2 separate regions of the Homo sapiens genome follow, and region 2 is linked to region 1. A link is a contact called in ENCODE Hi-C or POLR2A ChIA-PET data. All regions are on one chromosome and are shown on one strand. The core of a region is the stretch at or near the end of the contact, and the rest is flanking DNA. Distances in the headings are between cores, read along the strand shown.

Region 1 (7,003 bases), core at 1,346-3,845:
TGCCACGCTGAGGTCCATGACGCTGTCCCCTGGGTTAACTGGCTGGAGTCCTCAGCAGGGCTGCAGGAAGGTGGGCAGAACCCCCTCCACTGAGTGGCCTTGAGTTTGTTCCTGGGTGACCAGCACCTGAAAAACCATTTTCAGAGGAGGATTGGTGGGATGGGGAGGAGACTGGGGAGAGATGGGGCTCAGCTTCTGACAGCCTGAGGGTAGTGGGGTGGGGCCCGGGAGAGATTTGGGAAGCTCAGGTCACTCATTGCTCGTGGTGCTGGAAGTTGCTGGTTTGGGTGAGGTCATGCACCAGCCTAAGAGAGAGGAAAGGTGCCCTGCAACCCAGGGAACCCCTTTTGAGCCAGACCCTTGGGAGAAGCAGCAGCCACAGGGGCTAAGGAAACCAAGGTAAGCAGTGGTCAGAGAAGGTGAGGGAAGAATGTGCTTCAAGGAGGGAGCAGTCAAGACAGCCCCGTCTGGGGAAACAGCCAGGTGAGGAGGTAGAGGTGGAGGAAAAGGCAGCACAGAGGCCATGGGCTTTGGCATTGAAGAGGCCACCTCTGTAGAATCTGCTTTGCAGAAGAGGGAACAAAACCCAAGCTGCGGCTAGATGAGGGATTAATTAATGGGATGGGGAAGTGGAAACAGAGGCAGGTGTCCTGTGACTGCTCAGCAGCTTGGCTGAGGAGAAGGGGGAACGATTTGTGGCAGCCAGACAGGGGAGGTTCGGAGCCTTCTGGGGATGGGATGACAGGGGTGATATTCTCATATTTCCAGTGGAGAAACTGAGGCTCAGAGGGTTAAGAAGCTTGTGCAAAGTCACGATAAATTATTGGGGGAAGGCAGCCCAAGATCTCTGACTCTTAATGTAGTAATTTTCTAAATGGACAATTGAAATAGTGTAATACACACACACACACACACACACGGATATTAGTTCTGATCATAGAAGTAAAACATGTGCATGGGAGAAACCTAGAAACATGTGCAAAAATGTAAGAGAAAAACACAAAAATCACCTGTAATTCTACCACACAGAGATAAATGTTTTTACCATTGTGTGTCATGACTTTCTACTTTTTTCCTCTGCAAGTATACGTAAATACATACTGGGATCATGTTGCACAAGGTGTTTTGTAAATCCCTTGTTTCATTTAGTAACATAGCATAAATGCTTTTCCATAAGAATAAATATTCCTTGAGAATTTTTTTTTCTCTTTTAGCTCACAGTCTAGGCAGGAAGATAAGACTTACAGATGGGATTCTACAGTAAGCAGTCAAGCAAAATTCATGAGGTGGTGGCGAAGTGGCTGCATCCCTGGACTGGGAGCACAGTGAGCTGGCTCTTTGGCTTCTGACTTGTCCACTGATTGGTTATGTGGCCTTCAGCACACATAACGTATTTGGGCCTCAGAATCCCAGATATCTCCAAAGGGTTATCAATGAGTCTCTCAAGGCAAGCTGTCATGATGACAAAAGTGTTGAGGGAGAGTCTTAGAAAATGAAACCATGCCGGGCACGGTGGCTCACACCTGTAATCTTAGTATTCTGGGAGGCTGAGGTGGGTGGATCACCTTAGGTCAGGAGTTCAAGACCAGCCTGGCCAACACGATGAAACCCCATCTCTAAAATACAAAAATGAGCTGGGCATGGTGGCACGTGTCTGTAGTCCCAGCTACTCGGGAGTCTGAGGCAAAATAATCACTTGAACCCAGGAGGCGGAGGCTGCAGTGAGCTGAGATCACACCACGGCACTTCAGCCTGGGCAACAGAGCGAAACTCCATCTCAAAATAAAACCCAACAACAACAAAAAGGAAATGAAACCACATTATCATCATGATTCCGCAGGTCAATTTCTTTATCTGAAACTTGGGAAGCGTGTTTACCTACCTTGCCTGCCAGGATTGGTGATAATCAAATTAGATTAATTATTATTTTTTTTGAGACGGAGTCTCGCTCTGTCACCCAGGCTGGAGTGCAGTGACATGATCTCAGCTCACTGCAGTCTCTGCCTCCTGGGTTCCAGCAATTCTTCTGCCTCAGCCTCCCAGGTAGCTGGGATTACAAGCATGTACCATTACGCCTGGCTAATTTTTGTATTTTTCATAGAGACAGGGTTTCACCATGTAGGCCAAGCTGGTCTTGAACTCCTGACCTCAGGTGATCCGCCCACATTGGGCTCCCAAAATGCTAGGATTACAGGCTTGGGCCACCATGCCCGGCCTAGATTAATTATGATGTCTAAAAACAACTAATATTTGGACAATGTTTTGCTGTTTACCCACATTATCTCACTTAATCATTCCAACAATCCTATGGGGTAGGTACTGTTTTTGTATTCTATGTTTCCGGATAAGGAAACCATGGCTTGGAGAGATGGTGTCACTTGCTCAAGGTCAAAGGTAGTGAGTGGTAGAGTTGGGATTCAAACGTAGCTCTCCTTGTTACTAAAGCCATGAATCTTTGCACTGTGCCATTGTGATGTGTGATGCAGGCCTGCAGAGCAGTAGAGGGACATGGAAAAGAGGAAAAGAGAAAAAAAAGAGTAGAAAGTCAAGCTGCTTCATCCTTGGTTTAGCCGTTGTCGTCCCAGGTACCAACATCTGTGGGGAGTTGCCGCCCCCTGGTGTTCTATATGTGATATGTCCTGGAAGGGAGGAGAGCTAGCAATCTGCTTGCTCCACAGTAAAAGTGGGAGGAAGGAGCTCAGAATACCCCAGCTTGTCCTTTTAGAGTCGGGACGGGGGGTGGTGGTGGGTGCATATTTCACCCAACAGTTCTGGGTAGAAGCTTGGTATATTTCAGCCCCTACTTGCTCCTTATCTGGGTGCCCTAGTGCAGGGTTAGTGGCCACTTTGACAATATTCTATTTCTGACTCAAGTGCTAGTTAGAAGGGTGTTACATCATAATTATTCTTTAAACTCTCCATTAATGTTTCATATGCTCTTCTGTATCTATGATACAACTCAATAGAAAAAATAGGATTTTTGGCAATTCTTAGGGAATAATTTTTACTCTGGGCCGAAAAAATTTGTCATTGGCATAGCATCAAATGGCAGAGTGGTACAGCCAACACCTGAAGATGTGTACTTTAAAGGGCTTTTTCACCTGTTACCTCATTTTACAGTACCATAGCCTTCCAAGGAAGGTATTTATTTTCATTTTACTTATGAGAAAATAGGCTCAAGATTCCCCCGACCCCGCCATCCACCTGTCTGAAACCAGGAAACTTTCCAGAATCCCACACTGCCCCATTGTGGCAGCCCTTATGGCTCACTCAGTAAATAGGCCATAGTGGCATGCCCAAATGAGATCCATGTTGCCTCCAAAATCTAATGTGATGCTTCTTTCTTTGTGATGGGAGATGCCAGATGCAACAACTATCCTTAATCTTACAAGGGATATTTTCATGTTCACCTTATAAACGATATTTTGATGTGCTAGAGAGCTCTGGAAGCAAGAAATTTCACTAAGGTGGTAGATTCCTTAGTTTTTGTTTGGGATTTGTTCCATACCATCTGGTATATATGTGTCTTACCAGCGTGTCTAGGGTATCAAGTAATACTCACCTAGTCCAATCAATATGATTTTATCGTGTAGTAGGCCAGCATGATCTCCTATGAAATGGGGAAATTATTAGGTCCTAGCAGGCTAGAGTTTGATAGAGGGCTGGACAGTTGATATAGCTTTGAGTGAAGAAAGTGAAGTTGTATTGTTAACTCCACCAGGTAAATGCATTCTGCTTCTAGAGGTCCCTACTGACTGACATTCCTAGCTCTCTGTCTTTGGATATCTTGTTCTATAGTGTACCAAGGATGTTTTGGCCTTTCTCCTTAATGTAATATAGGCCACCATTAAGTCCAAGTTTCAGTTAGCCAGCCCAGTAAGCTGTTATAGCCACTATCAGTTTCTTGAGCTAACATATCTGTATCAATGAATTCAGTGCAATCAAAAATTACATTTTTCTCTCTCTCTGGTATAACACTCTTGTAATCCACTTCCCTAAATATTTCCCAGGCTTTTACTAGTATAGCCTTGCAAAATGTATACTGGCAAAACCTTGCAGTTCTTTTGGTGTTTTTGATATCTATTCTTCTTTTTTTTTTTTTTTTTTTTTTTTGAGATAGAATCTTGCTCTGTCACCCGGGCTGGAGTGCAGTGGCGCGATCTTGGCTCACTACAACCTCCATCTCCTGGGTTCAAGCAATTCTCCTGCCTCAACCTCCCGAGTAGCTGGGATTACAGGCACCCACCAGCTAATTTTGTATTTTTAGTAGAGATGGGGTTTCGCCATGTTGGCCAAGCTGGTCTCGAACTCCTGACCTCAGGTGATCCACCCGCCTCGGCCTCCTGAAGTGCTGGGATTACAGGCATGAGCCACTGCGCCTGGCCCCCTATTCTTTGTTAATTTGTATAAATTTAAGGTTGTACAAGTGTAGTTTTGTTACATGGATATTTTGAGTAGGCAAAATCTGGGCTTTTAGTGTATCCATCACCTGAATAGTGTACATTGTACCCATTAAGTAATTTCTCATCCCCCACCCTCCTCCCACTCCTCCACCCAATGTCTATCATTCCACACTCTATGCCCATGTGTACACATTATTTAGCTCCCACTTGTAAGTGAGAACATGTGTTATTTGACTGTTTCGGAGTTGTTTCACTTAGGATAATGGCCTCTAGTTCCATCCGTTTTGCTGTAAAAGACATGATTTCATTCTTTTTTTTTTTTTTTTTAATTTGAGACAGAGTCTCGCTCTGTCGCCCAGGCTGGAGTGCAGTGGTGGGATCTCGGCTCACTGCAAGCTCCGCCTCCCGGGTTCACGCCATTCTCCTGCCTCAGCCTCCGGAGTAGCTGGGACTACAGGTGCCCACCACAACGCCAGGCTAACTTTTTGTATTTTTAGTAGAGATGGGGTTTCACCATGTTAGCCAGGATGGTCTCGATCTCCTGATCTTGTAATCCGCCCGCCTCGGCCTCCCAAAGTGCTGGGATTACAGGTGTGAGCCACCGTGCCTGGCCAATTTCATTCTTTTTATGGCTGCATAGTATTCCATTGTGTATATATACCACATTTTCTTTATTCAGTCATCCATTTGGTTCCTATTCTTGAGTCACACTTTGTAGTCCGGTAGTCCTTCTTTCTCTTTGGATCTACTGTGATTTGAGTATTATTATGTGCCTGGAAGGAATGATGGATCATGCATATGGATTTTGAAAAGAATCAGTATGCCTCTTCAAGGTGATTACCTCTAGAAAGATAACTATAGAATCTTCTGGAAAGGGGCAGCTAACACCTTCAGATGAGAGGAAGGGCTGGTTTTCATGGCAAAAGAGAACTAGTATAATTTGGGGGCTCAAGGGGGTTTAAATCTACCGAAATGCCCCTATTACAATTCTCAGAATCTGTCTTTTTCTATCAACAATATAACTTTATATTTAAAAAGCAAGGCTGTGAATTTAATTTATATGTAATTTAGTCAACCACAGGAACAGATTCTGGTTTTCATAAATCTAGACTTTGCACTACAAAAAATAAGGGATTCCCTCAAGTTGGTCATATTTTCTGGCTTTCTACCTATGTAGCCAGCTGAGAATTTAAAGCTCTGACTTTGCCATATTATTTCTCCAACATGCTCAGAAGAAGCCAGCCCGTCCTATAGTCTTTGTATTCCTTATTTCTATCATAATGTTCTTTTTTAAATCTATTTTTTATTCCTCCTTTCTTTGCCAACCAAGAAGCAGCACTGGAATTTTTATGATAATGTTCTATTACTATAGCTACTTAGTAATAAGTAGCTTATTAAGGTAATTTTACACAGTATTTAAAATAATATATGCAACCCATCATGTGAGGTCAGGTGTGAAATTCTCCTCTTGTGGCGTCATGTTAGAGCTCAAAAAGTTCTAGGCGTTAGACAATTGTGGATTAAGCTACTAATTACTAGCCTTGTCATTGATAGGTCCTTGATTATAACCATTTGTAGGTAATAATTTAAGTAACTGCATTAATGTTGCATCCCATGGACTAGCAGTATCCCCTTTTCCACATGGATATGACAGCCACATATCATAAGAGGACATGAACAGATCTGAGTGATGCCAGGGGTGGGTTGTGTCAAACCCAGTTTAGGTGCCTCCTTAGATTTGCTCATGTCGCCTGCTCCAGGATCCCCCACCTTTTGTTCAATGGAGAGCCCCGTCCCCCGCCCCTCCCCCACCCACCATGCCTCATCTCCTAACACCACCAGGGTGTGTATCAGGGTGTGGCTTTCAGTACAAACTGTTGGCAAGCTGTTCTGCATGAGCACGTAGCTACCTGGGCCTTCTTGTGAAGTTCGGTGACGCACCATCTTGTATTTGCTTTCTTTTCTCCCTGCTTGACTTCCCTTTTCCCCTCACTCTTATTGTCCTTGGATTGTACTTTCCAAGAAAGATTTAGCATGTAAACTTTGCCTCAGGTTCTCTTTTTTAAGGGACCTGGGCTAAGACAGGAGAACTCCAGAAGTGCAGTGACTGAGCCAAAAGTGGGTATTTTTTGGTTTGTTTTCTGTTTTTGTTTGTTGTTGTTGTTGAAAGCAAGAGAAATAGCTTAAGATAAAAAGGAGATAATTCTTTTAAGGGAATGTAATTCAAAGAATCAAAGAAAAGACTGAACAAGTCCATAGACAAGATGGGAAGCAGGGAAAATCTGCTGATCTATGTAACAGAACCAATGGATGGTGTTAGTGGTACAGGTTGAACACCCCTATTCAGAAAATCCAAAATCTAAAATGCTCCAAAGCCTAAAACTTTTTGAACTCCTACAAGTAGAAATTTCACACCTGACCTCATGTGATGGGTTGCATATGTTATTTAAAATATTTTATAAAATTACATTCAGGCTATGTGTATAAGGTATACACAAAACATAAATGAATTGCATGTTTAGACTTGGGTCCTATTCCAGAGATATCTCATTGTATATATAGAAATATCCCAAAATCTGCCAAAAATCCAAATCCAAAAT
Region 2 (7,003 bases), core at 2,770-5,269, 130 kb after region 1:
AAAATTGAATCTGTAGGCTGGGCGCAGTGGCTCACACCTGTAATCCCAGCACTTTGGGAGGCTGAGGTGGGCGGATCACGAGGTCAGGAGATGGAGATCATCCTGGATAACACGGTGAAACTCCGTCTCTACTAAAAATACAAAATATTAGCCGAGCATGGTGGTGGGCACCTGTAGTCCCAGCTACTCGGGAGGCTGAGGCAGGAGAATGGCATGAACCTGGGGGATGGAGGTTGCAGTGAGCCGAGATCATGCCAGTGCAGTCTAGCCTGGGCAGCAGAGTGAGACTCTGCCTCAAAACAAAACAAAACAAAACAAAACAAGAAGAATCTGTAACTTAAAACCTTTCTACAAAGAAAACTCTAGGCCCAGATCTTATCACTGGGGAATTTTATCAACATTTAAGGAAAAAAAAATAACACTATCACTAATCTTGAAAAAAACTCTTCTAGAGAATTGGAAAAAGAAGGAATACTTTCCAGTTATGTTCTATGAGGCCAAAATAATTGTGATACCAAAATCTGTCAAAGACACCACAAGAAAAAAAAATAAGCTAGTCTTTTTCATGAGCACAGATAGAAATATATATTTATATATATATTTTAGACGGAGTCTTGCTGTGTCACCAGGCTGGAGTGCAGTGGCACCATCTCGGCTCACTGCAACCTCTGCCTCCTGGGTTCAAACGATTCTCCTGCCTCAGCCTCCTGAGTAGCTGAGATTACAGGTGTGCGCCACCATGCCCAGCTAATTTTTGTATTTTTAGTAGAGACAGGGTTTCACCATTTTGGCCAGGATGGTCTCGATCTCTTCACCTCATGATCCACCTGCCTTGGCCTCCCAAAGTGCTGGGATTACAGGTGTGAGCCACCGTGGCCGGCCAGCTTTCAAGATTTTCTTATCTTTGGCTTTCAACATTTTGTTTTTGATGTGTCTGGATCTAGATTTCTTTGCATTTATCCTACTTGGAGTTTATTGTACTTCTTGGATGTGTAGGTTAATGTTTTTCAACAAATTTGAGATTTTTCAGCATTATTTATTTGAATATTTGTTGTTTTTCTCTCTTCTCCTAGTGCTCTCATTACAGTACCATACGTGGGTGCATTTAATGGATGCCCACATTTCTCTGAAACTCTGTTAATGTTAATTTTTCTTGATTAGTGTTTCTCTCTGTTCTTCCAATTGCACAATCTCTATTGAGCTATTTCAAGTTTGCCAGCTCAAATCTACTGTTGAGCCTTCCAGTGAATTTTTCGTTTTGGTTATTGTACTTTTCAACTCCAGAATTTCCATTTGATTTTTGAACTAATTTCTGTTTTCTTATTATATTCTTTATTTGATGAGGCTTGTCATCCTACCTTCCTTTAATTATTTAAGCGTAGTTTCCTTTAGTTAATTGAACTTATTTGTATTAGCTACTTTGAAGTCTTTGTCCGCAAAATCTACCATCTGGGCCCCTTCAAAGGCAATTTCTATTGCCTGAATGCTTTCTTTCTTTCTTTTTCTTATTGGTTACACTCTTTTTGTTTGTTTGTTTGTTTGTTTATGTTTCAATTTTTTGTTGGCTGAATATTTTAGACAATATATTGTAGCAGTTCTGAATATGTGTCCCCCCAGGGCATTGTTGTTGGTTGGTTGGCTGATTATCTGTTTCGTGACTTGGCTGAGCTAATTCTGTAAAGTCTGTTTCCCCTGTAGTGAGCAGTGTCTCATATCACTACTCAGATCTATTTTTCATCTTTTCTTTTAGCCTGGCTACCTAGGGTTGCCCATGAGTTGCCTAAGCTGCTTATTAGTTACAGATGGTGCATAAACCCCCTTAGACAATTAGGTTTTTACCTTTTACTACCAGATTTATGTGTGGCTTGGAAAATGCTATCACAGTTCAGAGAGTGATGGCTTTTGCATCATGTTCAGCCAGAGACTGGTAGTTTGGATGACCCCTTTCTGATTGTTCATAAGAGGGTACAGCCTTGGGCATGCACAGAGTCTTCCAGGCTGCGAGGGATGAATATGATTTCATTTTTAAGCCTGGCTTCCTAGGAGATGCCCCTGGGTCGGGAGAGCTTAATGTTCCGCATTTGGTAGACTGTTGTGTTTGGTAGGCCCGTTGTGCCAGTGAGACTCTGCCCTATGTTAACGGGTCTTTGTGTAGCTTAGGAGATGCTTTCAAGTTTTCCTCATATCCCACTCTGACTGCACCTGAATCAGTACAGTCTAACACATACACAAGACCTTCCAGCCTCTAGAGTTGTCTGTTATCCCTGAAGGACTCTTCTTCTCTGTCCCTTTCCCTTGTTCTATCAAAATTCCACTCCTCTATATCATTTTGCTTACATCCTGGAGTTATCAGCCTCCTCTTAATCACTTTCCACCAAGATCTCCACTGTTTTAGACAATGCCCATAGGCATGGACTTTTCCATGTTCTATTCCAAATAAAGTCAGCCCCCTCAAGCAGAGCTGTAGAGCTCCCTGTCTTAGCACCTGACTTTCCCACAGACAGAACCTTTGCTCCACTGCACCAGAGCTGGGGCGGGGACCTGCTTTTCCAGGAGTAACATCCTCACTTCTGTGAGTGACACTTGAGGTGTGTGCGTGTGTGTGCACATGCGTGTGTATGTGTGTGTGCACGTATGTAAGCCCCTGGTCTTTTTGGCTTGCCCTTCATGGCTTGGAACTTTCACTCTATAAGCAAACTGGGTCAGGAATCATTAGGGCACAGTTATTCTCAGTATGCTGAGCTTAGAGTGGAGTTTCTTCCAACAAGTGACAATGGGCCGAGGGGAAGAGAGTCTGAGCCCTCTTGGCCACACCTGCTTGGAATAGAGCTTCTGCAACATGGGGCTGGGGTAAGAATAAGAAATCCCAGCAGTTTCCCTTTCCAGACCGAAACCATAGCCCAAGATCAGGAGCTATGGGGAGAGGGAGTCGCTTATCTTGGCCACATCTGCCCAGAGTGCACAGCAGTGAAGTTTCTGGAGCTGAGGCCGTAACAGAGCGAGTCATGGCTTAAATGCAGCAGACTCTGTTCTTACTGGGATTGAGTAGATTTTCTTGAATAAATGTTTTTCCATTTGCTGTATTCCCTGAGGACAATTTCCAGAGACATTTTATTTATTTTATTTTAGACAGGGTCTCACTCTGTCACTGAGGCCAGAGGGCAGAGGTACACTCATAGCTCACTGCAGCCTCAGCCTCCCCAGTTCAAACCATCTTCCTGCCTCAGGCACATGCCACCATGCCCAGCTTATTATTTTTATTTTTATAAAGACAGGGTTTCACTATGTTACCCAGGCTATTCTCAAACTGCTGGGCTCAAGTGATCCTTCCACCTCAGCCTCCCAAAGTGTTGGGACTACAGATGTGATCCACTGCACCCAGCCTTCTAAAGACTTTAAATGATTATTTTTTATCATATTTACCAGTTAACCTACATTGTCAGAGAGAAGGTCAAGTTGAGGTTCTTACCGTGCCATTCCAGAAGTCCACTCTCTCTGTGCTATTTTTGCAAGTTTCTGTGAATACATAATTATTTCAAAAATGTTTTGAAAAAACAGCAATAATTGGTTGGTTCTAGCCTTAAGAAACCTGTAGGATTCAGTCTTTACGTTCATAAAGTGAAAAAGAAATGAGAGTGTTTCATCTTCAGTAATTTGCAAGCGTCATAGAAAACAGAATGTGAACGTTCACAAGAAGCTATGTTTTGTGCTAACAGAAGGGCCTACAGCAGGAAAGGACGTTCTGCTCAGTCTAGTGGAGCACCTAAGGAGTTTGCACCCTTTTCTGTGTTAGGGTGTAAGTGTGTGTACACTCTTCACTGGATATGTCTTCCTCTCCTGCAGATTCGCTCAATTGTGTGGAATGCAGATGATAGCAAACTGATTTCTGGTGGCACAGATGGTGCTGTGTATGAATGGAATCTGTCCACAGGAAAGAGAGAGACAGAATGCGTGCTCAAGTCTTGCAGCTACAACTGTGTTACTGTCTCCCCCGATGCCAAAATTATCTTTGCTGTTGGATCAGACCACACCCTCAAGGAGATTGCAGATTCCTTGGTGAGTCTGCCCCTGCCCCGCCTCTGGGCTGGTGCACGGATCTGCAGGGACAGCTTCCCGTGCTTACAGCACAAAGTATGCACGGAATGAGGGCCTCTGCATACAGGGCCCCTTCTTCCCAAGATAACATCAGGCTCCTCATTCCTTTTAGATTAGCTCAGTTATCGTCACTTCCTGAATTTCCTGCCTAGTTTCCTTCCTGACTGGGTGAAATTGTAAATTGCGGGGCTCTTTTTCATTTCCCTTTTACTTGCTGTCTGTAACTTCTCTCCCACCTTCCAGGCATGGAGGTCATGTCATCTCTAAACTGTACTCTTACCCTTGGTCTGCACTTACATTCCTGGGGTAAAAACCTAACTACGGTATGCACTGAGTAACACCAATGATGGACCACATGGACTGTAAGATTGTAATGCCATAAGATTATAATGCCAAATGTTCACTGTACCTTTTCTGTTTAGATACACAGATATTTTCCATTGCGTCACAGTTGCCTACAGTATTCAGCATAGTCACATGCTGTTCAGGTTTGTAGCCTCGGAGCAGTAGGCTCTACCACATAGCCTAGGTGTATAGTAGGCTGTCGCAGCTAGGTTTGTGTAAATACACTCCGTGATGTTTGCGTGACAAAATAGCCTAACCATGTATCCCATATCAAGCGATGCATGACTGTGCAGTGAGCTGCTCTCACCTAGGCTTGCCACTGTATTCTTTTGAAATCCCCAAACTCTGAAACCGTACAGTTACATTGGGCTCCAAATAGTGAAGGGAAAAGAGAGGAGCTCAGCAAGGATGCATCATACAAACATGGGCTGTGCGCTCCTCCAGCTGGTTCCTCCCACTTTTCCTGTGACTGGTGCCTGGGAAAGTGCGTAGATACCACGGCAGCAAGCTAGCCCAAGGCAGATCTCCCGTGGCTGGAACACAGCTGACAGTATGGTGACTCTCCTGTGTACCCCCGAGTAGCCTGGTCCTAATTCAATGGCAGCTATCAGTGCTGTGCCAGAATAAAGCCCCTTTAGGGCAGGGCCATCTTTTGCTCCTCTTGGCAGCCCTACTAGCTGGCACATTGTGTGGTGCACAGCATTCAATAAATGTGTGTGTAGGCATGAAAAAATGCTCATCATCACTGGCCATCAGAGAAATGCAAATCAAAACCACAGTGAGGTACCATCTCACACCAGTTAGAATGGCAATCATTAAAAAGTCAGGAAACAACAGGTGCTGGAGAGGATGTGGAGAAATAGGAATAATTTTACACTGTTGGTGGGACTGTAAACTAGTTCAACCATTGTGGAAGACAGTGTGGTGATTCCTCAAGGATCTAGAACTAGAAATACCATTTGACCCAGCCATCCCATTACTGAGTATATACCCAAAGGATTATAAATTATGCTGCTATAAAGACACATGCACACGTATGTTTATTGTGGCACTATTCACAATAGCAAAGACTTGGAACCAACCCAAATCAATGATAGACTGGATTAAGAAAATGTGGCGCATATACACCATGGAATACTATGCAGCCATAAAAAAGGATGAGTTCATGTCCTTTGTAGGGACGTGGATGAAGCTGGAAACCATCATTCTCAGCAAACTATCGCAAGGACAGAAAACGAAACACCGCATATTCTCACTCATAGGTGGGCATTGAACAATGAGAGCACTTGGACACAGGGTGGGGAACACCACACAACGGGGCCTGTCGTGGGATGGGGGGAACAGGGAGGGATAGCATTAGGAGATATATCTAATGTAAATGACGAGTTAATGGGTGCAGCACACCAACATGGCACATGTATACATATGTAACAAACCTGCACGTTGTGCACATGTACCCTAGAACTTAAAGTATAACAATAATAATAATAAAAGAAAAAAAAAATATGTGTGTAGGTGGGTGGGTGAATGAGTGCATGAATGAGTGAGGGAATGAAGGGGCGCTCTGATAGTACAGTAGTCCCACCTTACCCACAGTTTCAGTTACCTGTGGTCAACCAAGGTCCAAAAACAGGTGAGTACCATACTGTGAGTAAGATATTTTGAGAGAGAGAAATCACATTCACACAGCTTTTATACAGTATTCTTATAACCGTTCTATTTTATTATTAGGTATTATTTATCTCTTACTGGACCTAATTTATAAATTAAACCATATCATAGTTATGTACGTATAGGAGAAAACCATAGTATATATAGGGTTCAGTACTATCTGTGGTTTCAGGCACCACTGGGGATCTTGGAACATATCCCTCAAGGATAAGGGGAGACTAATGTATGGTTTTGCTTATGTAATGAGCATTAATAAATGCTTGCTGAATGCATTTATGAGCAATAGCCCATTCTCATTTTGAAATGCACCCATGCATAGCAGTCAAAGCAGAGACTGGAGCCCACCCAGGTACATGAGTTGAAGCAAATGCCTTTCACACAGATGGTCCGTCATCCATAGACTAGGGATAACAGTAACTGCCTCAGAGGGTTTCGTGAGGATTGAATGAGTTGCAACATGGAGAAGGCACAGAACAGTGCTTGGCACATAGTAAGTGCTATATGAATATCTCTCTCTATTAGTATTATTCCTAACTCATGAACCTGGTTATTTACCAGCAACACAACAAGGAATATCTAGTTTGCGCCTTTTTTTGTGCTAGGCACTATACCGGATGCCAAAAGGGGATAGAAAAAGCATTTTTTAAAGACAAGCCCCTAGGGATCTGTTAGAGCAGAGGGCGAGAGAGTATGGCACTGGGACGTGGGGGCCACAGCTCGACCCCTCACACTGAGCAGAGCTGCCTGTGTCTCAGATCCTTCGAGAGATATCGGCGTTTGATGTCACCTACACCGCCATTGTCATCTCGCATTCTGGACGCATGATGTTTGTGGGCACCTCGGTGGGAACCATTCGTGCCATGAAGTACCCTCTGCCTCTGCAGAAGGAATT

What was found. Hi-C counts contacts between places; a loop is a spot of excess contacts on that map. ChIA-PET counts read pairs that join two places held with the same protein, here RNA polymerase II (POLR2A). Pooled maps may share reads with other maps.
Region 2: a loop to region 1 is called in a map of PC-9, with 5 times the contacts of the local background. The contact joins two enhancer-like sites. A Hi-C loop is called at or near these places in 2 of 168 maps with a recorded cell type or tissue (PC-9 and mammary epithelial cell) and 2 of 50 pooled maps. POLR2A ChIA-PET finds 5 or more read pairs at or near these places in 2 of 52 experiments (A549 and H1).

The regions. Positions count from the first base shown.
Region 1 is chr1:43,071,201-43,078,203 of GRCh38, forward strand. No RefSeq gene overlaps it. Among named protein-coding and RNA genes, the nearest start is that of CFAP144, 73 kb to the right of the region's middle. RefSeq lists a silencer at 2,687-2,736. Within about 2 kb of position 2,596, at least 3 of the 41 ENCODE cell types and tissues checked have a DNase peak (open chromatin) inside an H3K27ac peak, as active enhancers do.
Region 2 is chr1:43,202,877-43,209,879 of GRCh38, forward strand. It overlaps CFAP57 (cilia and flagella associated protein 57), which reads left to right. Exons shown (of 23, transcript NM_001378189.1): 10 at 3,844-4,056; 11 at 6,867-7,003. LOC105378685 (a long non-coding RNA gene) reads right to left here. Exons shown (of 5, transcript XR_007066041.1): 4 at 3,470-3,516. Among named protein-coding and RNA genes, the nearest start is that of CFAP57, 34 kb to the left of the region's middle. RefSeq lists an enhancer at 3,317-4,516. Within about 2 kb of position 4,020, at least 14 of the 41 ENCODE cell types and tissues checked have a DNase peak (open chromatin) inside an H3K27ac peak, as active enhancers do.